Regions from separate parts of the Homo sapiens genome. Here regions 1 and 2 are each linked to region 3. The links are chromatin contacts, found by Hi-C in ENCODE. All regions are on one chromosome and are shown on one strand. Each heading gives the region's core, a stretch centred on a gene start or an enhancer-like site at or near the end of the contact. The rest is flanking DNA. Distances are from core to core; before and after follow the strand shown.

Region 1 (4,306 bases), core at 1,527-4,026, 1.1 Mb before region 3:
AAGAGACAGCCCAAGTTCAGACTGCCCACAGGGCACCAGCTCCCAGAAAAATGCTATGGCCAGAGACAGATCTGAAATGGAGATACGTCTCAAGTCCAGAGCTCTGGAGCTACTACCAGACAGCATGCCAGGAGAAGACAACGAGAAAAAGGAGAGATCCACATCAATCCTGTTCCATCCCTTCTCCGGAGGCACACAGCTCTGGGCTGATCCCTGGGATCAGCTGATTCACTGGCTGTGCCCTCTTGGTGCCCGCCGCCTGCCTGGAAAGGCAGCTGCCTGCTGAAGAGGAAAAGTTGGGAACGCAATTCCTAATTCTCAGGACAACGTCTAGTACCATGTTCTACCTTTAACCTGTCTTCCCTAAACGGAAACAGACAAGGCCATCCTGAAATTACTCAGCTACTCATGAAACAGAGTCTACAATTATTTTTCCTTCCTTTTCAACACGATTAGAAGGGTGATCCCCCAAATGCGGCCTCTTCCACAGCCACGTCCGGAGGGGCATCCCCTAGTGTCCCAGCAAGTGCCTTCAGCGACACCAGAATGTTAGTTAAGACCTAAGACACATTTCTCCAGCTGCCTCCCGCCATTTGTCACAGAAAATAATGCTGCTGCACGCCCCCAAAACGCCGTTTTACAAGCAGACTTGGTTTTCAGTAACTGGTGAGGAAAAGTCACTGGAACCAAACACCATTCATACAGCTATCCAGAGCGGAGGCCACCGCCCTACCCCGGCAGAGGCACATGGGGGCAGCAGGCAGGACCGAGAGGGGCTCGAAGGCGCCGCAGGAGGAGAGGCTGGGCGCAGACGGCTCGGCCCCAAACCACACCCAGCGCCAGGAAACGCAAGGCTCGGGACGAACCCTTAAGAAGTCGCTGCTAGGGACAGGGAGGTTGGGAGCAGGGAGTGACGCCACAGGAACCCTGAATCCCCCCGAGTCCCCTCCCAATCAAGCCAAGGCCGAGCAAGGGGCGCCCCATGTACCGTAAGCCCTCAACCCAACACTCCGGCAACGACAAACAGAATTCCCCGACCTCAAAGGCCGTGAAGCACGCGCCCTTCGGGGCCCTGAGTGAGCCCTCAAACCTCCGTGCCGATCTTCCAAACCCACCTCCCGCCTTCCTGGAATGGGCGCACGCGAGGCACGGATTTCAGGAAACCTCTGCCGTGACAGCTCACCCACGGTGGAGGCGGAGGCCTGGGACGCTGGACGGAGAAAGGCGGCCAGTGGAGGGAGGAGGGGTAGGTCGGCAACGCGGTGGCCTCGGACGTCCGAGCTGCCCGGACGAAGCGCTGGCCCCACTCCCGCCCTTGGTCGCCGCGGTGACCCCACCCGAGCCGTGACCTCCCCCAAGATCTCAGGGCCCGGGCCTCCCCGCTGCGCCGGCCCCAGGGTGCCACCCTCGGACGCCCAGATGCGCCCTGGACCCTGCGCCGGGATCCTGAACACCGCCGCGCCTTCATCCCGCGCCGAGCGCGCCCGGCCCTGCTCCGGCTGCAGCGGGCACGAGCCCCAGGCGGGCGGCGGGGACGCAGCGCCCGCAGTGCGACTGGCGCAGCCGCTGAGGCACGGGGCGCGCCGCCCGGACCCCGACCCCGCGGCGCTAGGAGAGGCGCGGGCGCCGGCTGGAGAGCCGCACCTCCCGCCCCGCCGAGGCTGCTGGCCACGGGCGCGCTCGCCCCAAGGGCCGGGCGGAGGACCTGTCCCGGATTCCAGAGGACGTGGGTGGGGAAGGGACAAGGATAGGGACAAGGGAGGGGACGCGAACTGGGCCGAGGTGTGGGTCAGTCCTGGTTCGGGAAGGGAGGCCGTTGGCAGGGCCATCAGGATCCTCTCTGGACATGGAAGGACGGGTCTGCCCTGGACCCAGGGATTGGGAAATGTGGGTTCTCTCAGAACCTGGGGAAGTGGGGAGAGGGTCTGTTCTGGAGTGCGGAGGGAGATCTATTCCGGGCCCAGGACAATGGGGGTGGGGGCAGGACGGGAATGAGGGGGCATTCCTGGTGCAGGGAGGGGAGACGGAGAAGTAGTAGGGGGTCTGCTCCGGGCCCGCGGGCTGGGGACCACGAAGTGTAGGAGGGCACCGTCCAGGACCGGGATGAGGAGGGAGAGGGGCCCGTTGTGGCCCTGGATAGAGGGGGAGGGAAAGTGCGCCCCGGCCCGAGAGGAGGAGCAGGAGGGTCAGTCCTGGACCCGGGCTTAGGAAGCCGGGAGGGAGGTTCGGATCCGCCTCAGAGACAGGGCGATGAAGATCTGTCCAAGTCTTGGAGTGGAGGGAAGGATGTCGGCGGTGGGGGAAGAGGCCGGCCACGGACAGGGAAAGGGAGTCCGTCTTGTAGGGCGGACGGGCGGTCCTGGGGAAGGGAGAGGCCGCGACGCGGGGGGCGTCCGGCCCGAGCGGGGCCGCTCACCTTGGGTTTGTAGAGCCACTTTCGGAACCTGTTCATCATCGCCGCGCCGGCCCTGGCCGGACTCCGGGCGGCCCTCGCCCTCCGCAGCGCTGCGCCCGGGCCCGGCTGAGGCGCGGGGCGGACGCGGAGGCACGGCCGGAGCCCCCGCGCTGTCGCAGGGAGGCTGGCTAGCGAAGCCCGGAGCGCCGAGCGGGCGGCGGGCAGGTGCGCGGGGCAGGTGCGCGGCCCTGAGTATGCTCTGCAAGCGGCGCGCCGGGCAGACCTCAGACCCGGGAGTGGGCGCTCGGGCGCACGGACAGACGCGGGCACGGGGGCGCGCGGCTCCTCGCTGCTCACTGACACCCAGCGCTCCGCTGGTCACGGCCGCCCCGCGCCGCACATGCGCCTAGGGCGCCGCGAGCCCCGGGCCCACCGCGCGCTGCGGGCGGGGCGGGCGGGGCGGAGGCGGCCCAATCCCTGCGCGGGCGCCGCACCCCGCCCGAGGCGCGCTCCCTGCCGGCGGGGCGACCCGCCGCGCCCGGGTATCCAAGAAACTACAAGTCCCGAAAGGCATGGCGGGGAGGTGGCGCCCAGGGCTTGGCGTCCCGGGCCGCGCCGCGGCGCTGTGTATTGTGGGAGTTGTAGTCCACCCGATGGCGGCGGAGCGTGCCGCCGGTTGCTAGGTGACGACGCCAAACAGCCGCGGCGTCCTGCCTACCGGGAGCTGACGGACGACGACTGCCAACACCTTAGCCCCAGCTGGCCCAGGAAACTGCTGCGGTGGCAGGTGGCGGCGGCAGGAGGGCTCGGCTGCCCCGAGCGCCCGCCAGGTACGGGGGCGGGACAGGTGCGGGGCGACGCGCCGCCGATTTTCATGACCTGCCGGCCGGTTCCCTCTCGCTCGCTGCTCATCTTGCTTCTCCCAAACACCTCTTCTGTCTTCTTCCCAGCTCCCCGATGAAAGTGAACGGTGCCTCTTTTTTTTTTTTTAAATCACCACTATCAGCGGTGCGTTCTAAAAAGATACTCTTCCGCCCTCGCTACTCCCCCCAGTGGTGCCCTAATTTGTACCTTAAAACGCTCACCTCAATCTGAGTACCTGCTATGTGTCAAGCAGAGAGCTAAAAACCCACACGTGGCCTCACTTAAACTTCCCATTGACAGCCAGAGAAGCAGGCACAACGAGGCCGGCGTGCCCTGGCTGTGGGGGTTGCATCCAGATCACGGCGGATCTGGGTCGGCCTGACCCCACAGCGCTGCACTTTTCCCTGCCGCACCACCACCACGTCTCTGGCTTGTTGTGAAACGTGCAGATGTAAGACACAGGAGATGGAAGTCATGCCCCCCTCGGTTCAGAATTGAGAAGTCTGACCTGTTCCTGCTTGTCCTCACTGGCCAGTGCCAGGTGCTCAGAAAGGTCCGTGGGCTCCATGACCACTTTATTCCAACAGACGCGATGTGAGCCTAGGCGCGCTGGCATCTAAGATTTCTCTTAGTTGGGGGTAGGGTCCATGTTTATTTTTGAGTAACTGATTGATTTTCCCTACTCTCCTCTTCCTACCACCCAGTCGACCCTCTGAAGGGCAAAACCCCTCTGGAGTTTCCCCTTATCTCCAATTCCTTCCCACTTGTTCTTTCTGGAAACTACTCCCATCAGATTTTCACCCAACCACTCCTCTGAAGCTCTTTATCAAAGTCATCCTTGACCTTGATGTTGCAAAATCCGATGATCGGGGTCAGCGCTCATCTCTTCCTTGAACTGTCACTACCACGTGACCCAGCCGACTGTGCCCTCTCCGTGACACAGCATCCTCACTTGGCTGAAACAGATCCCACTGTCCACTTCTCCTCCTCGCTCCTGGCCACTCCTGCTTGATCTCCTTGGCTGGATGCCTCCCCTGCTCACCGACC
Region 2 (3,902 bases), core at 1,093-3,592, 1.3 Mb before region 3:
GGAATGCAAATTAAAGCACTTTTGTTTAAAATAAATTAGATAATGTGGTAGAGATTATAATTACTATTGCTGCCCTCCATTAACGTATGGAACTATTTGTATGAAACATTGACACAGATCACAAATAAGCACTGAACAAAGAAAATAAAATGTAATCTCTTCTCAGATGCACCATTCTAAAGTACTTTAACAGCAATATTATCTCCTCTATTCCTAACAATAATTACAATGTGAATCCAATCTCATTTCTTATGCTTACCTTGCTGGTTAGGCTGTGAAGACTCTCCTCTGCCCATTTTATACTTGACTTCATGCTCGAATTACTTGCTTTTAAGTGAATTAACTGATGTTGAGCACAAATGTATGCGAGCTGCAGTCTAGCCATCTCTAGTCGTCTCTCCTCAAGGATTTCTTGATTATCACAAATAGATGGTGTCTGTATATCTAAAAGTTGAAAATTGTCTTCATTTGAACTTTCAACTACTTCATGTATACCCTGAAAGAACTGTTTTTTGGTATACAAAGTTAATGCTGCTGTGCTTTGCTCTTCCTGACTTAGGTATTTTTCCAAGGAAAATTGCGATAAAAATACCAGTGGATTTGTCCCTTGACCTAAATTAGAATGTCTGAAGAACATCATCAATTGTGTAACTTCATCAGTAAGAGCCTGAAGTTCATTACTGATCTTAGTGATCATTGCATTTAGAATTCCTTGACTCTGCTTCAGCTTTTTAGTGGCTTCTTCTTCTTTAGCATTTAACCTCAGAGATTTGTGGCTAGTTACTGAAGCCATCAATTGACATTTATTACGTCGCTGAATTTTTAGGTTCTTTAATTTCAGTAGAGTTTGAACCTCATCCTCTAATTTCTCCAGCTCTTTATCATCCAGTCTAGGTGTCTTCAAATCAGAAGTTTTACACGTTTTAAGAGCTTCATCCAATGCCGCCCCTTCTAGAATAGGCTTGCCTGATTTCTGAAGAATGCTAAAAGCTTCCAATTCTCTTTCAGACAACACGTTCTGTTCATTCACATTCCCACAAAACCACTTCAGAAACGATTCATCTTCAACGCCCTCAAACAACCAGTCAAAGTCTTCTCCATTAAGATTATCAGCTTTGGGATAACCAATTTTTTTTAATGTTTCCACAAACTCATTTCCACAACTCATGGTTTTAACTACCCCAATTTTGTTGTATCTGATATGGGTTTACGGTGTTGATTTTTAGAAAATAAATCCAAGCAGAAAAAAAGCTACGTTTTATACCAAGTCCACAGAGAAGGGAAAATATATTTTTAGAATCTATAATGATTCCTCCTAGGGGGGAAGAAAACAAGTATTAGACCACAAATATGACGACAGTGTTTTTAAAAAGAAGACACAGACAAATATCACATGATATCCGAGAGCGGGATAAATGACAGGTAGTCGTAGCTGCAATGTTTGATGATGATAAAGAGAAACAGAAACAATTAGGCTAGTTCTCAGAAAACCGCAACAGTAACGAAAAGTAATTAACAAGAAAGTGGATCTATTTGGATCCATTTTATCTTTTTTTCCAAAGATAAAATGGTTTAAAATGCATTACACTTTATAGAGCAGCATTTGTTTTTAATTCAAAATAAATGGATCCAAACAAACCCAAGCCACCAGGAGGCTAGGCAGCCTCTCTTCCCTGCCCTCCGTACGTAAGAAGACGCAAATAAGCATGGCACATCTTCTGAAGATCAACTAAATATTTACCTCAACGTCTCGCCGGGCAAGGCTCCACCTCCAGAGTCCACCACCGCGACGCGGAGAACAGCAGGAGCAGCAGGGAAGCGCGCGGCCACAATTAAGGGTGCTTCGGGCCGGCCTTCAGCCAGCGCTGAGGCAGCCCCGACGCCAGGGCCGCGCGAACCCCAGAGGCAGCGGCAAGCCCCAGGGATCCGCGGCCCCAAGGCCGCGATACACCAGACGCGCCAGCGGCAAAACCTTCCTTCGGAGGGTCACCCAGCTGTGACACCTAAGCACGCTGACAAAACAAACGCACAAGCCCACCGAATCGCCGTCGACACCGAGCTGCAGAAGACGGGGGTGACAGGCCCCGCACAGCCCCCGCCCCAGCTCCTCGCCCAGCGGACCGGGCCCTGATCCCCGGGCAGCTGCTGGAGCACCTGGAAGGAGCCCCCAGGAGCGCAGGAAAAAAAAGAGGCACCTGGGTGCAGACGGGGATCGCGGCCACTCCTCCAGCCCCACACCCCTGCGCCCAGAACCGAGGCCCGCGTCAGTCACCTCAGGAAGTTCCGCTTGCTTCTCGCAGGAGCCCGCCGCCACCGCCCTCCGTGCCCCGCGCGCCTCGCACTGCCTCACGGGAGCGCCTGGACGCGCGCAAGCGCACAAGGCGACGGCGTGGTCGTGGGGGATGACTGTTTGCGCAGGCGTAGTGTCAAAAGAGGCGGAGTCGGCGAGGCTGGACTATGGGGTGGAGCTGAGCAGGCGGCGCTCGGCCCCCGGCCGCTGCGGGCATCCTGCCTCCTGGGCGGGGCGCAGGGCAGAGAGAGGCGGGGTCTGGGCCGGGAAGGGCGGGGACAGGGCCTGGACAGGGGCGGGGCCTGGGCAGGGGGCGGAGCCTGGGCAATGAATGGGGTGCAGAGGGGTGCAGAGGGGTGCGGTGGGGCGCCCTCTGGGGAGCTGAAGCTGCGGGCCTGCTCTCAACGGAGCCGTCAGTTGTGCTTCAGGCCTGCCCTGCCCCGTACTTCAATCTAGACCCTCTGAAGGCACTTTTGAATGGTACAAAGAGCAGCGCAGGTTGGTGGTTGGGAGACAGGCTGGAGCCCGGCGGTGATAGCGCTCGCCCCCGAGAGAGACGAGTTCCCGGAACATTCACAGCAGCCCGACCAATGCCTGGTACATTTTAAGGGTTAGGGATTGTTCGCTTAGAGTCTTTTACAATGAACTTTATTTTGCAAAAACACTTAATTTCTAATCCCTCACCAGAACACTATGTAAAAGCTGACTTCTGGCCGGGCGCGGTGGCTCATGCCTGTAATCCCAGCACTTTGGGAGGCCGGGGGGGGGGGGGGGGGGGATCATGAGGTCAGGAGTTCGAGACCAGCCTGGCCAAGATGGTGAAACCCCATCTCTACTAAAAAATACAAAAATTAGCCGGGCGCGGTGGTGGGCGCCTGTAATCCCAGCGACTCGGGAGGCTGAGGCAGGAGAATCGTTTGAACCCAGGAGGTGGAGGTTGCAGTGAGCCGAGATCACGCCACTGCACTCTAGCCTGGGCGACAGAGCAAGACTCCGTCTCAAAAAAAAAAAAAAAAAAAAAGCTGACTTCCTCCACAATTCCCTTTTCAAAATGTTAGAAATAAACGGAATGGCCTGAGTTAAATACATCGATATATTTAACTCAAGGAGGATGGTACACCATTTCCAAAGAGGATGGCAGTCAGTGAAAGATGACTGAAACGGGATTGCTAAATTTCATGTGAATCTGGCTGATGCCCTACAGCCCAGTGAAACCAGACCTCTCTATTGGACAGAATTCGTTTGCATCTCTACCAAACAAAAATCCTTTGCCACTCCTCAGTCTTCCACAGGTTAGCAGGGGCTTTGGTCATGGGTAAATATAATAGTACTCCCTCCCTTCAGCGTCAAATGACCCTAAAGGTGGCTTGTTAGACAATGTCCTAGTCCAGGGTGACTAGGTAGAAGTCGTTTGGATAGTTTTTCTTAATATTTTTAAGGAGAGAAATAAGAATGTTCTAAGGCAAATATTGTAATCTGATCGAGTCAAAGATATTTCCTATTCATTCTTCACTTGTTTCACGTTTTTTTCCTCCTCTTTTAAAAGTCAATAAGGCCTAAAATGATCTGAAAAACAAACATGATGGGAAAAAATTCAAAGAGTGGTGCCCAA
Region 3 (3,879 bases), core at 72-2,571:
AGCCGCCCTGCCGCTCCAGCCCAGAGCGTTCTCCCACCTCCCACCTCCGCAGGCTGAACATTACGCCTGGGGCTTGACTGCTGGTCCCAGGAGCAGTTCAGGAAGGGCCTGTGGAGCTGATGCCCAGGCGTCAATCCCCATCCCCACGCAGTCTTATAACCGTCTGTCGTCTGTCTGTCCCCCACCTGTTTCTCCTCTCCCTTTTCGTTCCAAAAGTTCCTTCTTATTCTGCAAATCACTTACTTTCCCTCTCAAAGACTCAGGAATGCTTAAAACTGGACTATTGAGACAGAGATCTAATCTGACTCCTGCATTTGAGATGAGATAATGAGGCCCAGATGGTCGGCATAGTTCGAAAACACCCATTTCAGGTGTTTTCAGGAACACCTAACAAATGAAGCAACCGTATCTTAATGAAGAGAGCAGCTGGCCCAGGGTCACGCACCAATTAGGAAGCTGTTGTCCCGGGGGGCCCCACCGGCCGAGCCACCTTGGGGGTGCCCTTTCCCCTCGGGGCCTCCGTACCCTCATCTCTCAAATGAAGGAGAGGTCAGGTGAGCGCCCTGTTAAGACTGACTTTCAGCATTCCCAAGGTCGCGTTTTATGTGCTCTAAACCGATCCCATCTCCTCACCTCCTCATTTCTCGCTCAAATGAACAAGCACGGGCTTGCTACTGGGATTCCTTCTGTCCCTGGACACGTCTTTCTACCCAACATTTTGTTTTTCTTGTTTCCCCACATAGGGAGATAAGGTTGAGGGAACAGGCAAAGGCTCGGGAGGCAGGAGACCTGTGATCTAGCCTGGTTCTGTCCCTACGCTCGGGTCAGCAGGCCGCCCAGGCTGGGGAGGGCGACACTGACCCTCGGGGTGCCGGCCGCCACCTGCTTCACACGGCGTCGTCGCCGGCACGGGTACCTTTCCTGCTGCAGAAGGGGTCGGGGCGCCCCACCTGACACTTGGGGGAGGCTGTGCCAAGGACAGGGCGCGTAGGGCACAGGTGCCCCGGCTGCGCCCCCCTCCGCCTCCGACCCCTGGGCCCCGCTCCAACGACCCCAACCACGGCCCCCGCCCCCAGGCCCCGCTCCACCGACCGCGGGCCGCGCTCACTCGCTGGGCCTTCTCCCACAGCTGGTTCAACTTCTCCATGCGGAACTCCTCTCCGGACTCGCGTTTCGGGGACGGCTTGGGCTGGTTCTTCTCCCGCGAGTACTTGCCGCCGTGGCTCGCAGCGGGCCAGGGCCCGAGGAAGAGCAGCAGCAGTAGCAGCGCCGGGAGCCCGCGCAGAAACGACCTGACCCTCCGCGGCGCCATCTTCCTCTGCGACTGGCGCTGCGCGGAGAAAACCTAGCCTGCCGATGCCCCGCCCACTACCCCGCCCCCACCCACCGCGCGGTCTCCTGGGAATTGTAGTTCCTCCGTGAGCGGCCGGCAGCGGCGAGGCCGCCGGCGGACTCCAGCGCCTAGGAAGCCCTGCGCAGGCGCAAGCGTTTCCCAGGCAACCACGCCGCGGCCCGAGGCTGCAGACTCTGGCAGGGGATACAACTGGAGAATGAGGGTGGCCGGGTGGGAGCAGGGATCAGGCCTCACCCAGAGCCCGGAGCCTGGAGCCCGCACGACTCGAGGCCTCTTTCCCTCTCTGCCCCACAGAAAGAGCGGAAAGCCCAAGAACCGGGCCGCGTTTGGCTGAGCCTGATAATGCTCCGGCTTCACGCGCACTGACGCCGACTCTTGCATGTCCAGTGCCGTTGCGGGGTTGGCACTGCGGCCCGGGCCTGGCGCTGAGGAGCCTGGCCCAGCCCGCTTCTGCCCTCCGCGGAGCGCCTGGCCGTGGGTAAGCCCAGGCCAGGTTGTCCCGGGGACGCAGGGCCGCGCAGACGTCCCCCTACGTCCCGGGGCCCCTGCCCCAACCCGCGTCCCAAGCGCCTGCTCTCGCGCCTGCTGCAAGGCAGGACTTCGCGCGCTTTTCCCCAACCCATGACACTCTAGGAAATTCACAGAGCCAAAGTTAGCATAGACCGCTCGTTGGGGGCTTGGCCAGTGAGTTGGGAAGTGCCCTGGAGGTAGCGCGGGAAACAAGGGGAAGGAGGGAGACAGACAGCAGCTGGGCCCCTTTGGGCTCAGAGAAGGGACAAGGGGAGCTCATCTGGCAAGAATGATCTGAAAAGGCCTCCAAGGGTGGGCGGGATTTTGCGGGGGGAGGGAGGAATTTCCAACTGGAGGGACAATGACAAAGGGGGTGAATAGAGCCTGGGCATCTTGAGAGGAATTAATGTTAATTCATTTCCTTTTTTTGCGTGGGGGGATAGGGTCTCTGTCATCGAGGCTGGAGTGCAGTGGCATGATCATGGCTCACTGCAGCCTCGACCTCCTGGGCTAAAGCGATCCTCCTGCCTCAGCCTCCCAAGTAGCTGGAACTATAGGTGCGTGTCACCACGCCCAGCTAATTTTTGAAATTTTTTGGTAGAAATTAGGTCTCCCTATGTTGTCCAGGCTGTTCTCCAACTCCTGGGCTCAAGCAACCCTCCCGTCTTGGTCCCCCAAAGTGCTGGGATTACAGGCGTGGGCCACTGGGCCTACCCTAATTTACATTTAAATTGTATCTTGTGTTGTTCCAGAGAAGATTTCAGGTCCCTGGAATCAAGGTGATCTGCTTCTGTCCTGTGCTGCTTTTCTAGTATTTTCAGAGCCATCGTTTCATTTCTTTTTTTCCAGCTGTTGAGTTGTTTCAGGCAAGAGGGTAAATTCAGTCTGTTACTGCATCTTAGCTGGAAGCACAAGTTCCCAATATGGGATGTATGGGGGAGAGGAGGTAAAGGAATCCCCCAGGAGGGTGGTGGAGGGAGAATGACCTCATGCGAAGTGACTCCAGAGACAGATCAAATGCTGTCATTGCCATCATTGCATGTTTTTAAGCCTCAGGACAGAATGGCCAGGTGAGCCTGGCCTAGATTCTCACCTGTGCCTGCCTTCCCCTTGTGTTCCCTCGTTCCTGCTCTTCTCTCCATCTCCTGGTGCCTAGAATCAGAGGTCACCTGTTTTACCCCACATACATGTTTTGCCCTGACCCCACTCCTGAGAGCTACAGGTAGGTCTTGGTGGGCTTAGAAGGGGATAGTCCAAATTGGCCTATCCCCCCCAAGCATGTCCCTGTTGGTCATCTGGAATGTGGTCCTAACTGCAAATGTTCCAGCTCTGTGAATCCTGCCCCCAGTGTCTCTAGAAAGGCCCGTTATAAACCCACAGGAATTGGAAGCTGGACTGGGAGCAGAGTCTTCTGGGATCCTGCATCTGACAGTGGTGTGGGGTTCTAAGAGCCCTTTTCCTATACAGCCCGGTTTCCCAGATAACTAAGCAATATTTTATTCGTGGCTGCATACACAGGCAATGAAACTAAAGAAAGTCAGGGGATGGCTAAAGGATGGAGGATACCTGGGCTGGGGGAGGAGGGAGAATGCGACGGGTGAACACAGACAGGCTTCCAAAGTGGTGTCCAGGTTGTAGTTCTTCACTAGGTGGTGGGCACACAGGCATGCATTTTTCCTTATCTTTAAATTGTACATATTTCATACACTTCTCCGTATGTATTATACATTTCAAACTAGTACATCTTCTAAAAAATCACAGTGGTTAATGCAATCAGTACAGGTGCCAGGCACATACCAGAGACTCCAGGTGACGGCATGCTCTCCTCTTGGGCTCCTCCTCTAGGGCTGAAAGTTTATTTCTCACCCCTGCCGCCAGCACCCGCCATGCCAGCCCGTGTCTCTAAGTGCTGAGGGGAAGGTGTATGAACAGAGACAGATACGGCCGTGGAGGAACCCGGAGGGAGGGCCCTCCACTTGGTGAGGACGGATTGTGAGGCTGGTCAGTGCTGAAGC

The links. Hi-C counts contacts between places; a loop is a spot of excess contacts on that map. Pooled maps may share reads with other maps.
Region 1: a pooled map shows a loop between it and region 3 (16-fold over the local background). The contact joins the promoter of ZFYVE28 here to the promoter of LRPAP1 in region 3. A Hi-C loop is called at or near these places in 2 of 37 single-sample maps with no recorded cell type and 13 of 50 pooled maps.
Region 2: a loop to region 3 is called in a map of CD4-positive, alpha-beta T cell, with 8 times the contacts of the local background. The contact joins the promoter of POLN here to the promoter of LRPAP1 in region 3. A Hi-C loop is called at or near these places in 2 of 168 maps with a recorded cell type or tissue (CD4-positive, alpha-beta T cell and naive thymus-derived CD4-positive, alpha-beta T cell) and 5 of 50 pooled maps.

The regions. Positions count from the first base shown.
Region 1 is chr4:2,415,869-2,420,174 of GRCh38, forward strand. It overlaps ZFYVE28 (zinc finger FYVE-type containing 28), which reads right to left and starts at 2,777. Exons shown (of 13, transcript NM_020972.3): 1 at 2,417-2,777. The coding sequence starts at 2,455. It overlaps CFAP99 (cilia and flagella associated protein 99), which reads left to right and starts at 3,087. Exons shown (of 16, transcript NM_001193282.4): 1 at 3,087-3,225. RefSeq lists enhancers at 379-937, 938-1,496 and silencers at 2,502-2,661, 2,782-3,011, 3,252-3,301.
Region 2 is chr4:2,239,779-2,243,680 of GRCh38, forward strand. POLN (DNA polymerase nu) reads right to left here and starts at 2,343. Exons shown (of 26, transcript NM_181808.4): 1 at 2,273-2,343; 2 at 1,742-2,012. HAUS3 (HAUS augmin like complex subunit 3) reads right to left here and starts at 2,343. Exons shown (of 6, transcript NM_001303143.2): 1 at 2,273-2,343; 2 at 1,742-2,012; 3 at 260-1,315. The coding sequence starts at 1,168. It also overlaps the pseudogene COX6B1P5. RefSeq lists enhancers at 1,526-2,027, 1,634-1,733 and a silencer at 2,414-2,773.
Region 3 is chr4:3,531,101-3,534,979 of GRCh38, forward strand. It overlaps LRPAP1 (LDL receptor related protein associated protein 1), which reads right to left and starts at 1,322. Exons shown (of 8, transcript NM_002337.4): 1 at 1,109-1,322. The coding sequence starts at 1,312. RefSeq lists silencers at 812-1,061, 1,502-1,561 and an enhancer at 1,102-1,311.